2 separate regions of the Homo sapiens genome follow, and region 1 is linked to region 2. A link is a loop called in an ENCODE intact Hi-C map of the cell type or tissue named here. Cell type or tissue: OCI-LY7. All regions are shown on one strand. Links, peaks and the distances in the headings refer to the core of each region. The heading gives the core; the rest is flanking DNA. Region 1 overlaps RUNX1 (RUNX family transcription factor 1). Region 2 holds the start of LOC124905015 (a long non-coding RNA gene).

What was found. Hi-C counts contacts between places; a loop is a spot of excess contacts. Peaks named below come from ENCODE experiments on the same cell type or tissue, not always from the same donor. Only the 100,000 strongest peaks of a DNase experiment are listed, where the experiment ranks them.
Region 1: it touches region 2 in a loop (6-fold over the local background); 2 of 110 quality-filtered maps call a loop at or near these places.

Annotation. Positions count from the first base shown.
Region 1 is chr21:35,024,668-35,030,046 of GRCh38, reverse strand. All of the region lies in intron 2 of RUNX1 (RUNX family transcription factor 1), which reads left to right. Among named protein-coding and RNA genes, the nearest start is that of RUNX1-IT1, 12 kb to the left of the region's middle. RefSeq lists a cis regulatory region at 3,139-3,156 and enhancers at 3,075-3,219, 2,873-3,375. In OCI-LY7, for the core only: CTCF peaks have their summits at 2,959 and 3,159; DNase peaks (open chromatin) are centred at 1,799, 2,283, 2,696, 3,116 and 1 weaker place; H3K4me3 peaks cover 3,513 bases; H3K27ac peaks cover 4,185 bases.
Region 2 is chr21:35,225,433-35,230,811 of GRCh38, reverse strand. LOC124905015 (a long non-coding RNA gene) reads left to right here and starts at 3,637. Exons shown (of 2, transcript XR_007067854.1): 1 at 3,637-3,712. In OCI-LY7, for the core only: no CTCF peak of the experiment used is centred there; DNase peaks (open chromatin) are centred at 2,801 and 3,291; H3K4me3 peaks cover 1,827 bases; H3K27ac peaks cover 2,874 bases.

The DNA.
Region 1 (5,379 bases), core at 51-5,050, 200 kb after region 2:
ACCTGGAAGAAGGAGGCAGTGTGAGGAGGAAGGGGGTCATTTGGCACTGTCTGGAGACATTTCTAGTTGTCACAACTCAAGGGATAGAGGGGACTGTACTAACATCCAGTAGGCAGATGCCAAAGATGCTACCAAACAGCCCACAATGCGCAGAACAGAAATGTGATCGTGACAAGGTTGACAAATCCAACCTCGTACTATTACCAGGATCGTGGTTGTAGGACTTGCCAGAGTCCTAGAAGCAGAGTTGGGGGCACCACTGAAGTGGTGAGGAGGGTGCCAGGTGACCAATAGAACCATGCCAGAAGCCCAAGACGGAAGAAATTCCTACAGAGGTCAAAAGATCCCCTTAAGAGAGAAGCTAAGCACTAGGACCAGCAAGCTGGACCAGGAAGAGCAGTAGGCCTGTGATTGGGATGGTAGTGAAGGTGCCTGAGGCAAGGAATGGCTAGGAACACTAGGAAGCATTTCTCCAGAAAGATACCTCGCCAAGGGCTGGGGCCCTGTAGGTTGCCAGCACCAACCGTGTTCCAGGCTCTCTCAGGTGGTCTCCATAACTACCCCACTCACCTGCCCAATGCCTTAGAAGCCAACATTGTTATGCTGGCTCTGTTAATGAAAACACTGAGGCTCAGAGTTTAGATAACAAAAATTTTGAAGCTCAGAAAGGCTAAAGAAGAAAACCAAGGTGACACGGCCAATGATGCTAGCTGTGTTAGGATCAGAACTGAGGTGTATTGGCTGCTTTCCACTAAACCATGTTAAGCTAACTTACTAGTATACTACTGTTCTTTCAGTCTGCTTCATTATATGTAATACACTTGAAATTTCCTTTAACTTGAGCTTGGAGTTGGGCATTTGAGTTGACAACCCATCAGGCAGAAAGGAAGAAGGGAAGCCAGCCAGAGTGGAAGAGATGGTGGAGCAGAGATGGTGGAGAGAGGCCACCAAGAGCTCCATCACTAGGCAGTGAGTGTGAAGGGCAAGCATCCATCGTTTGGCTCATAGGTTTGGTGACCTTGATTTCAAGTGGAAAATTAACTATATTAAACAAAAAGGAACCCCTCTCCAATTCACACTGCAGACAGATGAGCTAGGGGTCTACACTCCCTTTTTCCCACTTCCTCTGTGTCTTTGATGACTGTATAACCAGATTCTCATGACACTCTCACCACTACCCCATTTCTCTTCCCAGCTTCTTCTGATCCTAGACCCATAGAGAGTGTCCCTGCTTAATAACACTCTGTAAAACATGTTGGTGATAGATAAGCCATCGGTAAATTTACTGAATGATCCATGTGGACATGACACTGCGTTAGAAAGTAGTCTTGAACATAAAGATTATATAGCATGAAATGGCTTCAGAGAACTTACTGTCTGGTCAGGGAGGCAAAGCCTAAGCATGAGAAATATTCAGTCAACAAAATGAGAATCGAGTGGCCTATCATTAATACCACAGCAGTGGCAGACCAGGAAAGTAACTGCTTGCTGAGTGGGAAGCCATGATCTGAAGAGAGTTCGGAGAGGAAGATGGAAGTCATTTTATTCCAGGGCTGGGGAAAGACAGAGGAGAAGAAATGAATGAGGCAGCCAGGTGGCTCCAGGAGTGCTCAGAGGGCAGTGAGGAAGTCACTGAGGCTCGCCTGTGAACAGCAAAATTGAAGCCAGGTCTTTGAATGCTGCAGTGAGAAGGTTGAACTTAAACCTGCAGACCAGGGACTCCTAAACTTGGCAGTACATAAGAATCCTCAAAGCGTTTGTTAAAATGCAGGTTCCCGGCACCCACCCTGAGAAACCATGATGAGTGAGGCAGAGAGGCCCAAGAATCTGCATCTTAATAGCCCTGTAGTCCCAGCCATACTTTAAGAACCTTTCTGTAACAGGAAGTCTTTGACTGGTTTTGATGAAGTCTAAATGAAATCTTCAGGAAACTTCAGGCCTAAGCAAAACTGAGCAGAACCTATTTTTACAGCTGACAACTGGCACTGCCTCTGGAGGGACCTCTATGTTCTAGCTGCTGTCTGGAGATTTTATTCATATACCATGGATTTCTTAGTCTAGTCTCTCAGTTCTCAGATACTACTACTAATTAAACATGACTCAGAAACATGCATTTTTAAATGTAGGCCACAAGATCCTAAAGCCAGTCTGAGATAACATTGGATCTAGAATATTCAAATATGGGCTCCAAATTCTGTACCATTACACAAAACCATTCAACTTCTGAAAAATGTGGACACGTGTGAGTTCTACCTGCAAGATGCAAATGTTTCATTGATAGGAAAGAACCTGTGGTTGGGCTGGGGTTTGTGTGTGTGTGTTTATATTTATTTGCCACATCCCACCCTTCCTCCCCCATCTCTTGGCTCAGAACCTAACTTCAACTCTCCCGAATCCCCAAGGCCACTCCCAACTAGGATTTTTTAAATACCTTAACCATTTCAAACTTTCCTTCCCTTTGGAACCTAAAGGAATTTCATTTTCCATTTTCCATTAGCAAGGTGGCTCCAGTTAAACCAGGGCCTCAGGAATAAATACAGCTTGGTTTAAATATTTGCACATCTATTAGGTTTTACTCTAAAGCAGACTGTCCCGACGACGCCTTGCTATTCACAGTGTGGTCTTTGGACTGGCAGCATCACTACCACCTGGGAACTTGTTAGAAGTGCAGAATCTGAGGCCTCAGCCCAGACCTGCTGAATCATCGTCCCCATTTGCTCAAGAGCCCCGTGATTGGCCTGATTTTCATGCACATAAAAGTTTAAGGAGCCCTGCCTAAATCTCCCGCCTCCAAGCTGTCCCCGAAATGTTGGCCTCTCTGCCTCTGGACGCTTGCAGAGATGGGGTAGTGGAATCAGTTTCATGTGGGGGTAGGGTGCGGGCTTCACCCCCTCCCTTCGCCCCCTGCCCCTCCACCCTGCCCTTCTTGATGCTCTCCCAGCGGCTGCACCTGCAGAGTTTTCACTTCTCTGGGAAGCCTCTTGACACAGACCCCGTCCTTGCCTCTAGGGTGGGGCCGCTCTACTTCTTTTCTTTCAAAGAGCCTGGGATGCTGACAGCCTCAGATGGAGGCATCCTGTTTGTCGAAAAATAAACCGGCAGTTAAAGCAGGGTTGCGAGAGCGAGAAAACCACAGGCCTGCGCGCCGCTGATAACGCGCGGGCAGGCAGCTTTTGCAGAAGTTCCGTCGCTGCGGCGCGCTGCGCACCAGAGCTGCGCCACCGCCTCCCTTCCTGTCTGGGCCGCTCGCGTCCCCGCCGTTTCTGGCTGTTGCTTTCTGCGTCGCTCTTTCAGTTACTTCGCCCATTGCTTTTTCTAAAGGATCCCCTTGCTGCTCCGCCATGAGGGATGGATCCACCAACAAGTCCCCGGGCGGATGCGCGCAGATCCTGGACCCATAGGAGGCCAAAATTTACGAGCTGTCATGAAAATGACACCGTTTAAGAGAAGCTGAAGTTGCTTTCTCTTCTGCAGTATGTAATGCTTTGACCTGGTTAAAATAAATAAATAAATAACAATTTAAAAAGAAAGAAAGAAATACAGAAAGACTACATCCTCATGAGGCCTGTAATGCCAAAATGAAAAGGGACCCCAAAGTGCAATATCCAGATTGCTTTTCTTCTTGGAGAGAGTTGACCTGGCCTGATTCTATGCGGTGAATAACTAATTATCAATCTTCCCCTTTTGAGGGGTATTAAAGCCTCTTTCCCCATTTGCCTGTTATCAGATAAGCTAGGCAGATGAGAAGTCAGTGGGTAACCACAGGTATAACCACGATATTCACTGGAAACCAAAAGATTTGACCCCCCGAGGTAAAGAATGTACTTGAAAATAAACCTGAAAATAGTTTTACAGGAGCTGAAAAACTCAGTGTTCCCGAATCAGTAATACGAACTTCTCTGAGCATTAAAAAGTACAAGCACTCCTAAAAAGGACATCTTGAGTCACAGAAGATGATGCCTGTTGGGGTTGATTGAGTCCCTTTGGAAGAGACCCCTGTGCCACGGTGCACCAGAAAGTCTCCATCATTGTTGGGGCCTCTGCAGTTGTTCCAGCTACCCAGTGCTTTTTTATTATTCTTCTTGTCCGAAAACATAGAGTAGAAACAGTCCATACTCATTCCTTAATCTTCCTGTGTTCATAACGAGCAAGCACCCTAGATGAGTAAGAATCTACCTTATTTTTAAGAATTAGCAGAGAACCATATGAGTTTCCCTTTTCCTCCCCTAGAAACGTCCTCAGGTTGGCTAACTTTCCTATTGAGCAATTCCTCACAGCAATCACTCCGCACACCTCTCATCTGAGAGGCTGTCTTCCCATTCCTATGAGCTTTTCTTCCTCTGTCTCATGGCCTCACTCCTAATTATTCATGTTCTCCTGCTGAAGGCCCCTTGACCTAAATATAGAGACCCGTATATTTTGGCTACTCATGTATAGACCCTAATAATGAATAACTCAACTTTATGGTGACATAAAGGAGGAAAACTCAGGCCAAAGAATGTTTAATTCTTAGGGAAGAAGGAGAGAGCTGGCCAGGGATAGCGTGTGCTGGGTGTTAATAGCCACGTGCATAGCCTGTTGGGGAACTTGGCTCTCTCTTGAATCTGGTGCAGGGCATCGGAACGTCTGGGGGAGGAGCAGATAGGATGCTGCTCAGGTTGAACAGGGCTGGACCATGAGAGCTTTGAATGCACTCAAGAAGGAACTTTCTTCAGTGGGCCGGGGCCAGGCCAGATTGATGAATGATCGATTCCTATTATTTACCTTGAGGTCCTCATGGAGATATTTTAAATGGACTTCTTTCTCATTTATAAACTGTCATAAACAAATGACTAAAAGATGTCTAAGTGGTGACTAGAAAATAATAAACCTCATTTTAGCCATATATTTCAGAATTTACACATCTGTTATTGTAGTGTCCTTCAAAGTCATCCCCTGGGAGGGAGAGGGAGCACCATTCTAACAGCACCATTATTACTTTAAACATCTTCGGATCTGCTTTTTTGAAATGACTTTCAGAGTTAGTTTATTGGCTAAACAAGTAAATCCTCCTTACTTTTAAATCACACCTCATTTTTGAACAAGACAGGTATTGTCAAGCTTCCTTGGTCACCTTATTTGTCACCAGTCTTGATCTTAAATGCCTTCTGGCTGTTTCTAAAAATCAGACCCATCACTTATATTCCAGACATTGAGGCTATTCTAAAGCATATGCACCATTGTATGAATTCTAACTGGATGCTGAGAATTTCATCATCACTAGAAAAGAATGTCAAGTTGCAAAGTGACTAGGATGGAAGAGGCAGTATTAGCTACAACATCTTAGGTGTATGTTTAAAAAGTAATCTCCAAATTAGTCACACCTAGTTAAAAAGAAAA
Region 2 (5,379 bases), core at 227-5,226:
AAAGCCTTTCCTTCTGATTTTCCCCCTCCCTTCCCCCTGGTGCAATCCCGACAATTATCTGGAGTCTCATGCACAGGCTTGGAGTTGAAGAACCCACACCAAGTTCTCCATATGTTTCGCATGGGGAGAAGGGAGGTTGCTCTTTGTGCACGTTCATCCTGGCTGGTGCACAAGCATACACACACACTCGCATCCTCATGGGCATCACGGCAGTTCTCAGGAGCATTTCCTCCCAACAGGAAGCACACTGACTGACTTCCTCCATGTGGAAGGACTGTCCTCCTCTGAAACCTCTGTGACACTCTGTCATGGCACATTTCTCATGACACTTGGCCCTTATTCCTCATGCAGTCATTCTTTAAGGATCATTTACATTTGGAGGTATAATGCAGTTGACACTCCCTCTTCTATGTGACAAATTACTTTTTTTTTTTTTTTTGAGACAGAGTCTCACTCTGTCGCCAAGGCTGGAGTGCAGTGGCACCTTGTTGGCTCACTGCAACCTTTGTCTCCTGGGTTCAAGCAATTCTCCTGCCTCAGCCTCCCGAGTAGCTGGGATTACAGGTGCCCACCACCTTGCCCAGCTAGTTTTTATATTTTTAGTAGAGACGAGGTTTCACCATGTTGGCCAGGCTGGTCTCAAACCCCTGACCTCAGGTGATCCACCCACCTCTGCCTCCCAAAGTGCTGGGATTATAGGTGTGAGCCACCATGCCTGGCCACAAATTACTTTTAGCAGTACTCATATAATAATTGTGATCTACAACATTAATTTCAATTTTTAAAATACCACTTAAATTCTGTACCTACACCATGTGGGAACTAATATTTGCGCCTACCAAGCAAAATTATCACGCCTTGTAGTTTACACTCGGTTTCATTATTTTAAGTTTTCAGTTTCATTGTTTTAACTTTTAAACATTAAAAATCCAAAGGGACACATAGAACAAAAAAATATGTAATTCAAGCTCGATTTTTTGGACTTTATAATCAGAGTGTTATCATCAACTATTTTGAATCCGCCCTTTAAATCCAAGAATGTTATATGGGTTGGAGATAAGAATAGACCTCAATTAGTGACAAACTTAGACTCTCAAAACAAATACATGCAGCTGAGTCCTTAGGGAACACTATATAACTGGAGTTCTGGAATTAACTTCCCTGTAGAACCAAATGTTTATTAAAGGACAGCTAATAAAGATGTGCTAATTGAAGTTGACATAGATATTATTATCGAAACTCAACAGTAATTGCAGCAGTTATTTATAACTCAGACCAGAGGTCAGCAAACATTTTCTGTTAAGGACTAGATAGTAAATAGTTTATTCTCTGTGGCCATCTGGCCTCTGTCACGACTACTCAACTTTGCCGTTGTAGCATGAAAGAAAGCTGCCATAGATAATAAATATGTAAATGAATAAGAGTGACTGGTTCCAATAAAACTTTATCACAGAAACAGACAGCCAGCTGCACTGAGCCAAGCCCTAACTTTTTTGGAGAAGCATTTTATCACAGATATTGTTTAGAATTACTGGCTTTTTGTCAGTTTTGTTATTGTTTTTAAATTCTCTACAGAAAACGCACCTCCTACTGCCAAAGCTGGAATGTCACCCACTGTCTGCTCTTGATACTCTATTATCTACTTCTCACTGTGGCATGGGCTCCTGAAGGCAGGCTTGATGTCCAATGCATCTTGGTGGCCCCAGGTCCTACCAGAGGCCCTTGAACATTGGGTGTGCTTAATGGACATTTCTGAAATACATGAACCCAAATGTACCTTAGATTTAAATCAAGTTTTGCATTTGCTAATTACTTTCATATAACTTACTCAATGTACTGCTAGCAGGCTTCTAAAAAAATAATGTATTATGTATACAGTAAACATATCATCTTCACACCACTAAACAACCATCTCCTAATTTCTCAAAGAAAACATATTTATATAAGTAAATGGTATGTAAATTATCATTTATTTGTATAAATAGTATTTGTTGTATACTCTTTATTTATATTTAGTGTTTAATAATAAATGTTACTTAGTAATTAGTATTATTATTATTTAGTAATAAATATCAAATATAAATAAATAGTATATAACAAATACTACTTACATAAGTAGTAATTAAATAAATACATATTTTAAACAACTACTTATATATTTTTAAATAATTAAATATTTATATAAATACTTAGTATTGAAATAATATATAAGATATATATTTTTATTTAGTAACTAAATATTTACATATTTTAAGTAACTAAATGCTTATATAAATACTTAGTATTTATTTAATATATATTTATATACTATATATTATGCCTTTTTCTTTTCTTTTTTTTTTTTTGAGATGGAGTTTCTCTCTTATTGCCCAGGCTGGAGTGCAATGGTGTGATCTCAGCTCACCACAACCTCTGCCTCCTGGGTTCAAGCGATTCTCCTGCCTCAGCCTCCCGAGTAGCTGCGATTACAGGCATATGCCACCATGCCTGGCTAATTTTGTGTTTTTAGTAGAGATGGGGTTTCTCCATGTTGGCCAGGCTGGTCTTGAACTCCTGATCTTAGGTGATCTGCCCCCCTCATCCTCCTAAAGTGCTGGGATTACAGGTGTGAGCCACCACGCCCGGCCTCTTTCTTGTTTCTTTTGCAAATTTAAGGGCGTCAGCACTTCTTCCTCCGACAAATGTTTTATGCCTGATCAGAATTCTTTGTTCTGTCTTCTTTATCCGCTTCACAGACCAGTTTTCTGAAGCCAGGGCTGCCCATCCTCCTGTCTTGTAATTTCAGCCAACTGTGAAGAAGCCTTTGGCCATGTCACATTAAGAGAACAGGTGCTGCTGCGTCACCCTCTCCTCAGCCACCACGTTCCCCACACTGGCAGGTGCTCCCTCTCCTAAAACAGACACCTGTTGGCATTTGCCATCAATTTGCTTTGTGCAGTGTTCCAGAAGACATCTGCCCTTTGTCTGAAATCTCCCATTTTCTGAAGTCTATTAATTCCTTCTCCTGGGATATGTTTCCTCTTGGCCATCAGTTTTTTTGCAGGATGTGTGCAGACATCTGTTTGCATTTGCTTTCCTGAGACCTAGCAGAGTGTAGGTTAGAAGCAGACCGTCCAGAGCCAGCACAGTGGAGTCGAAGGCTAACTTCTGCTTTTTAGCTGGGTGCCCTTGAGAAAATGCCCTCTTTAAGTCTCAGTTTAGTTTGTCTTTAAAATGAGGACACTAGTCCCTGTTTCGTAGAGTCAATATGGAGATTCAATGAAATCGCATATGCAAAACACCTGATCTAGCACCTGCACTTAAAAGGAGCTCGGCACGTGATATGTTAATGTTATTCTCAGGGCTGCCATATCTGGCTGTGCGGTTTGTGTACTGCACAAAAGCACCTATCCAAAGGAAGTGGGCAGAGGGTGAAAGCGTTGGTTTCTGTCATTAATCTGCCTAGAGGATTCTCCTTTTTAAGTTTGTCTTCCTGGATGGTTATCTTTTGTTTAATTAATCTGCCAGGAAGGATGGCCTTTGTGACTATAGGGAGGTGCTCCCTATAAGCCTTTTATTTCTCCTCTCACTCCCAGGCCCCTCCTTTCATTCTCTCTAGGATCTCTTTCAAAAGCTTTACCCTCACCGGTGAAAGACAAACCCTACATGAAACCCAGACATGGTGGTTAGCCCCTGTTCTTCCTCAGGCGGAGAGGGGCTGTCTACAGTTCAGGTAGGTCACAGCTATCAACCGTGCCACCCTGTGCCGGGGAGGAGTCCCAATGTCTTTCTCTAGCTCGTGGTTGGGTGGAAGAGTGAGATGTGAAAAGAAACAACATCCTTGAAGTGGGGAGTTTAAGGAGGACTTGGGGGGGTCACACACAATGCTCTCAGAGCCAGCAGAGGGGCCCCTGCTAGGCCGGGATGTGGATTTACCTTCAGGGAGGAAGCCACACTTGTTTTGAATCTTAGCCCATGGGGAAGAAATGCCCAGGTATAGTTAGATTGAAGAAAGCACTCCAGGCAGAGGGAATTTGGGATATTTTTAAAAAGTCTAGATCAGCAGGGTTATGCACCTGGCTAAGGAAGAGGTCCCATACATAGTTTTACCAGAACTTTTGAATTCTCAAGCCTCCCTTGTTTTTACACTGTTCCCTGAAGTGGGCAGGACTGGTGTTGCCGAAGCCCCTCACTCTGAGAGGTGAGCAGAGTGGGCTCTGGGACCTGCCTCTTCGGCTGAGGGCTTTGGGGTGAGTCAGTTCCCGAACAGTTCTCAGGCCTTGCTTGACCCCAGGCCTGGACTTTACTCCAGCTCAGCACTGCTGTAACCCGATCTCTGTGGCCACTTGCAGAAGGGCCAAAACCCTGTTCCCAGAAGAGATGCCAGTGCCCAGAGGGCAGCTTCTCTCTGGTCAGTACCTTTACCCCAGTTCACGTAGGAAAACAGCACTTCTGAGTTCAGCAGAAGCTGTCTCTCGGCTTTCTCCAGGAACTGGGGTCAGGAAGTCATTATTTTGTACGGATTACTTTTCCCCCTAAGTGAAAGTCCAGAGAGACTCAGGGGAACCTTTTTCTTAGTTTTCTCATCGCTGAATTGCAGGCCCATGCAAAGAATCACCCCCAGAGCAGCAGCTGGGGACAAAATCCACTCAGCATAGTGTAATACCATGTCACTTAGAAAGAGCTCCAGCCCCTCCTCACTGGAGCAAATCCCATCTGCTGGCCCCACACTCAGAATCTTTAATGGCCCCTCATAGATGGCTGGGTGCAGGCCACCGCCTTGAAGAGCAGCAGAGCCAGGGGTTAAGTGCATGAGTCCTCTTCTCCGGAGACCATTCTGCCTTCACTAGCTGTGTAACCTGGGGCAAGTTATTTAGTCTTTCTGATTCTTACTTTTCTCTTTTGTAAGATGGGCTGATACTACCACCTGCCCCTCAGAGCCACTGTGAGTAACCTGTGAGATCATGCATGTAAGATATTTAGCATTCTGCGTCGCATACAGCAAGCCCAACATACATGTTGGCTATTTCTTCCTTAAATATGTATTGATATTTCAAGTGATGAAAGTAGTACTTGCGCAATACAAAACAACTGAAAAATACTAGACTGCGTATAAGAGGAAAAAAGACAAACATGTCCTCTTCCCATTCTCTCCCCAAAGAGCTGACAAGTGTTCAAAACTTCATATATCTCCTTCTAGTCCATTATCCATGCACGTGAAGTCTTAAAGGTGTATGCACGTTTTTCTCTTTTCCACAAAATAAAAATATAACATACAAGTTATCCTGTAATTTGCTCTTTCTGCCTTACGTATGGTAGAGACAACTTCATAGTAGTACTAGAAGTTCTATCTCTTTTTCTTTATTAACCAAAAAATATTCTACTACGTAACTGGACAGC